2 separate regions of the Homo sapiens genome follow, and region 2 is linked to region 1. A link is an interaction called in ENCODE POLR2A ChIA-PET data of the cell type or tissue named here. Cell type or tissue: PC-3. All regions are shown on one strand. Links, peaks and the distances in the headings refer to the core of each region. The heading gives the core; the rest is flanking DNA.

The links. ChIA-PET counts read pairs that join two places held together with the same protein. Peaks named below come from ENCODE experiments on the same cell type or tissue, not always from the same donor. Only the 100,000 strongest peaks of a DNase experiment are listed, where the experiment ranks them.
Region 2: POLR2A ChIA-PET joins it to region 1 with 5 read pairs; 1 of 35 experiments calls an interaction of 5 or more read pairs at or near these places.

What each region holds. Positions count from the first base shown.
Region 1 is chr3:23,487,577-23,492,963 of GRCh38, forward strand. All of the region lies in intron 3 of UBE2E2 (ubiquitin conjugating enzyme E2 E2), which reads left to right. Among named protein-coding and RNA genes, the nearest start is that of UBE2E2, 290 kb to the left of the region's middle. In PC-3, for the core only: no CTCF peak of the experiment used is centred there; a DNase peak (open chromatin) is centred at 3,075; H3K4me3 peaks cover 452 bases; H3K27ac peaks cover 1,754 bases.
Region 2 is chr3:23,158,102-23,163,488 of GRCh38, forward strand. No RefSeq gene overlaps it. Among named protein-coding and RNA genes, the nearest start is that of UBE2E2-DT, 42 kb to the right of the region's middle. RefSeq lists enhancers at 3,718-3,977, 4,088-4,237. In PC-3, for the core only: no CTCF peak of the experiment used is centred there; DNase peaks (open chromatin) are centred at 2,020, 4,280 and 4,960; H3K4me3 peaks cover 769 bases; H3K27ac peaks cover 2,392 bases.

The DNA.
Region 1 (5,387 bases), core at 304-5,303:
GCACTGTTCTAGGCACCTTACATATATTAATTCATTTGATGCTCACATCAACTTTCTGGAGTAGCTACTTTTTCAGAGATGGACAACTGTAACATTAAGAAGTTAAGTAACTTGCTCTGAGTTACAAGGTAAGTGGGACTGCCAGGATTTGGACGCTTCATCTCTGGATCTGAAGCATACTTTCTTTACCACCATGTTACGGTAATAGATTCATGTTTTACAAAAGATATTTCTTTATTATTCTTCAACAAGCATTTATTAAGTGTCTCTGTGTGCAGGTCACTTTTGCTGTTAGTCTTCTGGTTGAATTGTCTTCCACTTCCTCTGCTTTGATAACGTTGGCTTCCAGACAGCGTGGTAGAAGAGACAGTGTTGATGGGTCTTGGAGCTAGATGATTGTGTAAGGAATATTTAAAAAAAAAAAAATGCAGGTAGTAGGATGTCACAACCAACCTTTTTAGGAATAAACTAGACAACTGTATGAAGAAATTGTTTATTATTTTCATAGCCAAGAAACAAAAGATGTTCTCAGCCAAAGAGAAGTATATTGAGTGTCTTGTAGATATTTAACCTACCTTGGAAACAACTTGTCTTGATAATAACTCTTTATACAGATTACATTTCTTTTTTTTTTTTTTTTAATTAGACTTTAAGTTCTGGGATACGTGTGCAGAACGTGCAGTTTTTTGTTACATAGGTATACCAGTGCCATGGTGGTTTGCTGCACCCATCAACCTGTCACCTACATTAGGTATTTCTCCAAATGTTATTCCTCCGCTAAGCCCCCTACCGCCCCGCCGACAGGCCCCGATGTGTGATGTTCCCCTCCCTGTGTCCATGTGTTCTCATCGTTCAACTCCCACTTATGAGTGAGAACACAAATTACACAGCTTAACTAGTCTGTCTAAGATAGTTAACTGTCCCTCAGATCTGCCCCATCTTAACTTCTAAATGGAATTTTTACTGTGATTACTTTTGTAAATATTAGAAAGTAATAATTATGCAATTAGAATGATACCGGGAAGCTTTACATTTCACCGTGTATGAGTGGTAACATTTTTGAGAATTGAAAATTTTTGAGAAGCGATTTGGCTTCCTGAAAACTGTGTAGGGGCAGCAATGGTTTACCCTCTTGTCAGAAGCTTGTTTATACTGCAGATAAGATCGGTAGATACATTAAAACTCCACAGTTTCCCTGCCTAACAGGTGGGAGGTGGGGGCGGAATTAATTTAAGAAATATTCTTTGCTACATTTGCTAGCTCATAGGCCCAAGTGTTCTTACAGTACAGATAAGAGAGGCTATTTCTGGAAGCCCTGAGTACCTTGAGGCCTTTCATTACATATTTGAAACATGCCCAGGATGAAAAGGTTGAAAAATATACTCAGATGCTCATCTTAATCTCTGGTGTCCTGTCAAGCAGGGTAGTTTATCATAATGGTTACCTTTCTGGTTTTTTTACTTCAGTCTTCGTATCTAATTGGCAGATGTAGTGACAGGATAAGAGTCTTCACTTTAGAATTAGAGCAGTGGTCCCCCACCTTTTTGGCACTAGGGACCAGTTTCATAGAAGACAGTTTTTCAACAGACGGCATGGGTCGGGGAGATGGTTTTGGGATGATTCAAGCACGTTACATTTATTATACACTTTATTTATATTATTACATTGTAATATATAATGAAATAATTATATAACTCACCATCATGTAGAATCAGTGGGAGCCCTGAGCTTGTTTTTCTGCATCTAGGTGGTCCCATCTGTGGGTGATGGGAGACAGTGTCAGGTCATTAGGTACTAGATTCTCATAAGGAATACACAGCCTAGATCCTTCACATGTGCACTTCACAGTAGGGTTTGCATTCCTGTGAGAATCTATTGCCACCGCTGATGTGACAGAAGAGGACATTAGCATGCAAGATGTCATACAGCTGGTATAGAAAAGGGAAATTAGAGCCCGTAAAGTGAAACTCTTACTGTTTCCATGGTATAAGTGCAGAGGTCAAGGAAGAGGTGAGCCCTGCTAGTTTCTTGCTTTGCCTGGTAACAACAATAGTTTCATGGGATAATGCGAGTAATGCGAACAATGGGGAGAGCCTGTAAATACACATGAAGCTTTGCTCACTCACCTGCTGTGTGGCCTCCTTCCTAACAGGCCACGGACTGGTACTGGGAGTGGGGGACCCCTGGATTAGAGGGTTCAGGTTTTCTTCTCTGGGTGTGACCTTGAGCAAAGCACTTCACTTTTCTGACCCTTAATATTATCGCCTTTGAAATGAAGGCCTTCAATGGAAGTGTTCAGCGGGGAAGGAGCCTTTTCATTTTTCCTAAGTATTCCTTTCTTTCCCCTTCCCCCCATATGCATGCTGAGAATCACTGCTGAAGTGAGTCATTTTTACTGCAAGGAAAGGAAGGTATAGTGGAAAAGGGAAAAAAATGTTGAGAACCACACAGCTCATTTCTGGAGTCCTTTCAGCTAATTAAAGGATTGCAGATATTATAATTCAGTATTTTAATTCTGATTGATTTTATGCCTAATTGTCCAAGTGAATGGATTTCTAGTCCAGTTCTAATGCTTGCTTGCTTCTGTGTTATAAAAAAATTGAACTCTAGATGGTTTCCAAAGTCTTTATAATCATAACCTATTTCTAACAACCTATGTATATACATGTTGAACATCTGAAATTTGAAAATTTTAAATCTGAAAAACTTCTGGTCCCAAGCATTTCAGATAAGAGATACTTAACCTGTAAAAAGTAAGACTTAGTTCTTGTTGATTCCGTGGTTGGTCTTTATGTTTACAAGTAAATGCATATTATAAAAATGTAGCTTAAAAAGAAAAGGAAGAATATACAGTTTTTCCCTGTAGTCTTTCTTCCTGCTTCCCAGTTTCTCTGCTTATCCCTGCTCACTACTTTATACAGTTATGTCTCTTAAAATTTTAAGTCTGTTGGCATAGTTGTGTACTCATTGCAAGGTATCCACACATTGGGAAAATTAAATATACACGCACGTAACACAAAAAGAGGCAGGGAAGTCAAGGAGTGTCATGAACTTACTGAGGAAGTCTTCCTTTCTCAGTGACTCATAGAAGGCTCGTTTACTCTCTAAGCTTGCTGGCTACTGCTTTCCCTGGGAAAAGGAAGTATTATGATGATTAAGTAGTAGTTATTTTTTCATTTAAAATATTCTTTTTCTTCTATTTCTTACTCTCTGCTAAGTTGTTGACAGTGATAACAAAGGGTACAGAGTAGGTAACAATAGTGACTTTAAAATGATATTTGGTGAAAGATAGCCAAAATCATTTTTTTCATCTTTACATCTCAAATCTGTAAAGTGTGATTGAGGGTAAATATCATTCCCATTTATTAAGCATTCACTGACAAAAAAGTACAAAATAATTATTTTTCTTGGAATATTTCAGGAGAATTAGAACCAGATGTTTAAGGACTAGGAAGAAGCCTTATGGGGGATAAAATTAACAGTCCATTTCTGCATGGAGTTTAGTGTATGAAATGGGTCTTTTCTATCAGCGCTATTATATCCTAACTTCCTAAGATGTTTTGGTAGACTTTGGCAGTATTGGTTTTTTAAAAAAAAATTAATGAATACAAATACAGGGAATCTCAGGAGTCTATGGAATACTAGTCTTCATTTGTCCTCCTCTCAGACACTACAGTACTGGCCTGTTTCTGAACACCCTCTGGGGCATAGGGAATGCCTTTTCACTGTCAGTATAGAGTTCTTTTTTTCCTTTGATCCAGTTAATGCTGTTTCTTAATATGTCTTCTTCCCCCAAAATTAGAGGCCTATGTCTATGTTTTTATAACGTTTATATTTGCACAGAATGTTACCACTTCCAAAGGAGAACCTAGTACAGCCTTTAGGGGATCAGAAAGGTTGCAGCCAAGTTAAGAACTAGGGGTCAAATAGAATGGTCAGACCTACAGAACATCTTATGCAAAAGCCAGGAGACAAGAAAGAGCCCAGCTCTCTTGAAAGCTCTGCAAGTAATTCCAGTATGATTGGAGTAATAGAGTTGAAGGGGAGCTTTGGGATGGCAAGGGATGGGACCAGAAGTGTAAGCAGGAGCCAATTCTTTATGAAAGACTTTGTATGCTGCAAAGGACTTTGGGCTTGATCGTGAAGAACCTAGAGAAAGCAGGGAAGCAAAAGATCCTACTTAAAGGAGTTTCTGGAAATTGCCCTAGCTGCAGTTTGGTAAACAGATTGGAGGGAAGCACAACTGGAGGCAGGGAAACCATGCAAGATGCTGGTGCCATAATCTAAATGAGAGCTGATGCGGCCAATAATCAGAGTACAGAGATAACAATGAAGTAAGATTCAACAGGATTTGGGGGACTTAGAGCAGAGGAGAAAAAAGAGGCATGGTCAAGGATGACTCTCAGATTTATGACCAGATTAGAGATGCTAACAGTTTGGTAGGTGATTGTCAAAGGTAGGTAATGAGATACCCAGAATGAAGGTGAAGAGACTAGGTAGCTGAGGGTAGAACCCCTAAGTAGGCAGACATTGAAGAGGACAAACAACATGGAGTAGAACCCTAAATTAGAGGGAGACTGTCACTAGAGAAACACCTTCATTATTGTGTTGTATGCCAGAAGCTCAATATCCCTGCAGCTAGCTTCCAAAGGGACTTTGGACATAGGTGCAATATATAGTTTGAATGTGAACAATGTACTTTCCCACAGGAAGGATGAATTCAGTTACATGGACTCTGCTTATAAGCAAGGATTGCTAAAGCTTTTGAAAAATCCCCTCATCTTCTTCTCACTACCCTATTCCCTGGTAATTTCAGGTCAGTTCCCTGGACTTACAGGGACTGAACACCTATTCTTCAGACAAGATACTCCCTACCTGATCAATCACACACATACTTTAAGAGAATTTCACTGGGTTGTAGGATTAGCAGACAGCAATTCTCACTTGCTGTGTAGTATGATTAGATTTTTTAAACACACAGTTTAGGTATCCATTACCATTAAAAGTTTATTTTCAGCTAGCTAATTCCATGAATACTAATTTTAAAAAGCCCATTCCCCTTTGACTTCTTCTAGTTATGCCATCAATTATAATCCCTTCAATCAAGATTTAGACTTAACAATATACATAGCTTATGTTTTTTCAGCATTTGATATGTTCAAGCAAGGTTCTAAGCACTTTTTTTGTAATAATACCATTAAACCTCCCAATAACCTCCCAACTTCTTTGATTCATGATGTAGAAATATAGTGTGAGCTATGTATGTAATTTTAAATATCCTAGTAGCCACATTAAAAAGAAGAAAAAAGAAATAGGTGAATTTTATTTTAATACATTTTTAGCCCACCATTTCAACCTGTAATTATTATTAAATAATTATTAAATAG
Region 2 (5,387 bases), core at 98-5,097, 330 kb before region 1:
ACAATGGGGCAAGAAGAAAGTAAAGAGCTCATTTTCCTTCTCATCTAAAAGTTATTTTTCTCTTTCAAATCTTACAATTATCGATATAATTTTTTATTTAGAAATTTTGTCGTGGTTTTAAAGTACTGACTGACCTGAGGGTTGAATGGCAATGTTGCCGCAGTGATGTATGAATATTGTTAGGACACATGAAGTTTTAAATAGGAATAAGTGATGACTATATTTGGGTTTGCAGAAGCCCCTAGAATAAATGGTGTCCTCACTTTAAATTTATGATGGAGTTGATTTCAGTATTGCCAGCATTAAACACACTCAGACTTCTAGTAAAACTCACAATACTCTAACCTTAATAAGAGGCACTGCAATGCCAAGAGTGTTTTTTATATAACAGTCAATCAAAAATGTTGCCACTATCCTTGCACTTATATGTATAGCATTCATAATTATACCCCCAGTATTCCTTCTTTGACCCCAAATCATCTGAGGCACAATGATATAAAGGTAACTTCTCCACTAATTAATTCAAGGTTCATTGAGATTTATGAGCTTCTAATTTCTCTACTTAAGACATCAAGATGCCATTTCCTGCCCTCTCTGCTTGTGACATTTATCTCAAATGAAGGCTAAATAAAAGATTAGCTTAAGAATTAAGACCAGAGTCAAATGCATTAGAAAACAGAAGCATAGATAAGGAACTATAGAATTTTAGAGCTGATAAAGATTTTAAAGATAGGGTACCCAACATTACAAAGTAAACTGAAGCCCAAGAATGTATAAAGACCTTCCAAATCTTGCATAGCTGGTTAAAGACATGAAGCTGATGTGAGAATAAGTAGAAAGGAGTCTAAGTATGTTTGATAAGTACATAAGAAAGGGTAAGAAAATAAAGTCTTGGCAATATAGGTATCTATACACTATTCCCACGAGGGCAGAACGGTTTATAGTAGCGGTCCCCGATCTTTTTGGCGCAGCAGTCTCACGGAAGACAATTTTTCCATGGATGGGGGGCTGGGGTGTGGGGGATAGTTTCAAGATGCAACTGTCCCACCTCAGATCATCAGGCATTAGTTCAATTCTCATAAGGAGCACATAACCTAGATCCCTCAAATGCACAGTTCACAATGCGGTTTGTGCTCCTATGAGAATCTAATGCCACTGCTGATCTGACAGGAGGCAAACTTCAGGTGGTAACGCTTGCGTGCCTGCCGCTCACCTCCTGCTGTGTGGCCCACTTCCTAACAGACCACGGACCAGTACCGGTGCATGTTCCGGGGGTTGGGGACCCCTGATTTATCAAACACTGCTCAGAACATACCATCTAGGCTGGACGCCTTGGCTCAAGCCTGTAATCCCAGCACTTTGGGAAGCTGAGATGGGTAGATCACTTGAGATCAGGAGTTTGAGACCAGCCTGGCCAACATGGAGAAACCCCATCTCTACTAAAAATAAAAAAATTAGCTGGGCATGGTGGCAGGCACCTGTAATCAAAGCTCCTCAGGAGGCTGAGGCAAGAGAATCGCTTGAACCCAGGAGGTGGAGTTTGCAGTGAGCTGAGATTGACCCATTGCATTCCAGCGTGGGTAACAGAGAGAGACTCTGTCAAAAAGAAAAGAAAAGAGAAAATACATTCTAATATAGCTATAAGGTGTGAAGCTCTTATCTGCTGAGGTTGTTCTTCTACCACAAGCAAGAGCCAGCAGGGTTCTCACCATCCCTTTTAATATAAGGATCTGTCCCCTAGATTTACCCCATAAGCAGTGTCTATGTTGGACTACTACAGTCCTAATTTTTTTTTATCAACAGAAAATACCAGCTTTTAATCAAATGCACAGAGAAAATGTTTTAGATAATGAGGATATTCCCCGGTTTGTTTTAAATCTAAGGAAGAGGAACAGGAGGGAAGTAATGACGTGTCAGGGACAGCATAACCTCTATGACTAAGGATAAAGAGGGAAAACCTTCTTGCCCTCAAAGTGAAATCCCCTTCTATTTTAGGAAACACTCCTTTACTTTAAAGAATCTCTCAAATGAGTCACTAGGGTTAGATCATATTCTTCTGGGACATTTACTTTCCAAAGGATAAAATTTTCATGCATCAGTTAGAAAGGAAAAAATATAATCTGGCAAATAGGAGGCAGAACAATCCCTTTCCAAATGCTCTGTCTGTTCTGTCCTCTTAAGTCAACAGAGCACAGCTAAATATGGCAGACAATAAAGATCTCAGTTTTGTGAAGATAAAAAGATTCAAACCTGGTCAGGCGCAGTGGCTCATGCCAGTAATCCCCACACTTTGGGAGGCCAAGGCTAGAGGATCACCTGAGGTCAGGGGTTTGAGACCAGCCTGGCCAACATGGTGAAACCCTGTCTCTACTAAAAACACAATAATTAGCCAGGTGTGGTGGCAGGCACCTGTAATCCCAGCTACTCAGGGGGCAGAGGTTGCAGTGAGCCAAGATCACGCCACTGCACTCCAGCCTGGGCAAAGAGCGAGACTCCATCTAAAAAAATAAATAAATAAATAAATAAATAAATAAAAATAAATAAAAGATTCAAACCCAAGTCTTTAGTCCCAGGGTTTCATGTAGCAGCTTTTCTGTAGCTACTGCCCCCACAAAGCCCCTACTTTGCCTGAGCATGATGTGTTTCAGGGTGGAGAAGTGGACTATTACGGTGCTTTGAAGTATTTTTCAGCTTTCTGGCTGAAATCATAAATGTGTACTTTAAGTCAAGCTAGATAGAGACATATGAATAGATGCTGTTTTATTGCTCACCCATTTAAAATGCAAATGATAGTACCAAAAATTACCAAAGTCTACACTCCAGATGTTCCTGTTATTCACAATGGCTTTTTATTTTTTTGGCTACACTTATCCTCTCCTACATATCTCTGAATTTATTCTACCACATAACCTTCCTTATGAAAACACCTACTTATTTCTTAAATAATTTTGTTGTATATATTTAAAGAGTTGGAATCAAAAAATAAATTCATTTTCTCAAGTAATGAAAAAGCCAGATCTTCATTTCCATATCCCAAAAGTCAATTATGTAGAAATAAACAACATAAAGTGACAGACAACCTATTTATGAAGCTACATTGATTGCTCTGTGAAAACAAAAGTAGCTCAGTTTTCCTCAAGAGCATGTGAGGAGAGGTCTACAGTAGGACCTTAAAGAGAGGCACTAAAGTTCTTTGATAGGTACCCAACTCCCCATGTGAGATTGCTTAATTCAGTCTTGAACATAAAGGAAAACACACACACACACACATACACACACATGCACACACATGTGCATGCACACACACAGGAAAACTCAGTCTCTTTCTGAATGAAGGCAAAGCCCTATTGCTGGACATAAATGATAGGATGTGGTTTCAAGCATAGCAAAATATACACTCATTCTTCATTCATTCATTCATTCAATTACTCAGCAACTGTCTATTAGCAATTTCTACGTGCCAGCATCACGCTCAAATGAGAAAGACATGGTCCCTACCTTCAGAAGCTTCAAATCCAGTGGAGGGAGGAATACACTATTAACACTCTATTGACTGGGATTCTTAGCATTACAAATGACAGAAGTTACATAAGAACTTATGTGTGGGGAAGTTATTGGAGGTAACTGAATGTTCTAGTTGTAGATGTCAGGTATGACTGAGTCAAACAAAATCAACAGGCAATCTGTCTCATTCCATATTGGGGCTTTCCTTTTCTTTGATTAATTTCACTCTCAAGGCAGTTCTCACCTTATGGTGGTAAGAAGGTCACCAATAGTTCTAGGCATACATATCACCAGCTTAGGAACTAGTGTGGAAATAGAGTCCTTGCCCATTTTTTCCAACAAAAGTCCCAGAACTGACGCTAATTTAACCTAACTGGGGTCACATGCTCACCCCCGACTCACTCTCCATGACTACAGTGATAGAACATCTTACTTGGCCAGGCCAGTAGACTGAAAGTATGGGAGGGATGTTTTCACTAAGAAAAGAGGATGTCATTCAAGAAGGGGAATGGGTGCATGTAAAAAACAGATGTCCACCGCAACAACATCACAAGGCTGAGCATGAAACAAGGGTAACAGAGAGTGCTAAAGCAATATAGAAATAGAACATTTAATTGCAATGAAAGGAGGGGACTTAGGAGGCAGGCAGGTAGTTGTCAAATTCATAGAAAAGTGGCATTTTCGAAGCGGCAACTCTGGAAAAAGATCTGGGAATTCCCCACATATTTAAACATAGCTTTATCTTATGACTCAGCAATTCCACTCCTAGGTGTATACCCAAGAGAAATGAAAGCAAATGCGCATACAAACACCTGTACACAAAGGTTAAGCAGTGTTATTCACAATAGCCAAGAGGTATAAATAGTCCAAACCACCCGTCGACTGACAAATTTAGATAAGCAAATGTGGTACGGACACATAGCGAAATATTATCTGACCATAAAAAGGAGTGGAGTGCTGATAAACACTACAACATGGATAGACCTTGAAAACATTACGGTAAATGAAAGAAGCCAGACCCAAAAGACCACTTACTATATGATTCTGATATGAAATGTCCAGAATGGGGAAATAGAGACAGAAAGATTTGTGGTTGCTTAGAGCTGAAGGGAAAGGGGGACCTACAGGGTATGGGTTTTCTTTTGAGGGGATGAAACTGTTCCAAAGTTTACTGTGGTGATGATTGCACATATTTGTGAATATACTAAAAGTCACTGAATTATACACTGTAAATGGGTGAACTGTACAGTATGTAAACTGTATTTCAATAATGCCATTTTGACAAAATAATATTTAAAAGACAGGTTGGATTTCAACAAGTGTAATCTCAGGCTAGTACATATGAGGCTGGGGAGTTAATGTGACAATAGACATAGTGAGTTGCCTCACTTGTTTTACAAGTACGGCAGAGTCATGTGAGTCTCTAGAGGATGCTGTGGTGTGCAGCCCAGATTTCCCTTTCAGAACTAAACAATCTAGTTCCACAGCTACTGGGAGCACACCTGACAACAGCCCTCCACAGGAATTGCCCTCAGCAGCACAGGGCTACTCACCCAAGACCATGTCCCTCCCCAGCAAGAGCCTCCATCCAGTGACTGGTTGCTGTGAGTGTGTATAGAGGAACTGGACAGCCTTTTTTTTTTTTTTTTAAAGACAGAGTCTCGCTCTGTTGCCCAGGCTGTAGTGCAGTGGTGAGATCACAGCCTCCAGCTCCTAAGTTCAAGCTATCATCCTGCCTCAGCTTCCCATATAGCTGGACTACAGGTGAGTGCCACCACACCCAGCCAACTTTTTTGTACTTTTTTGTAGAGATGAGGTCTCATCCAGTCCGGCCTCAAACTTCTGGCCTCCAGGGATCCTCCCACCTCAGTCTCCCAAAACTC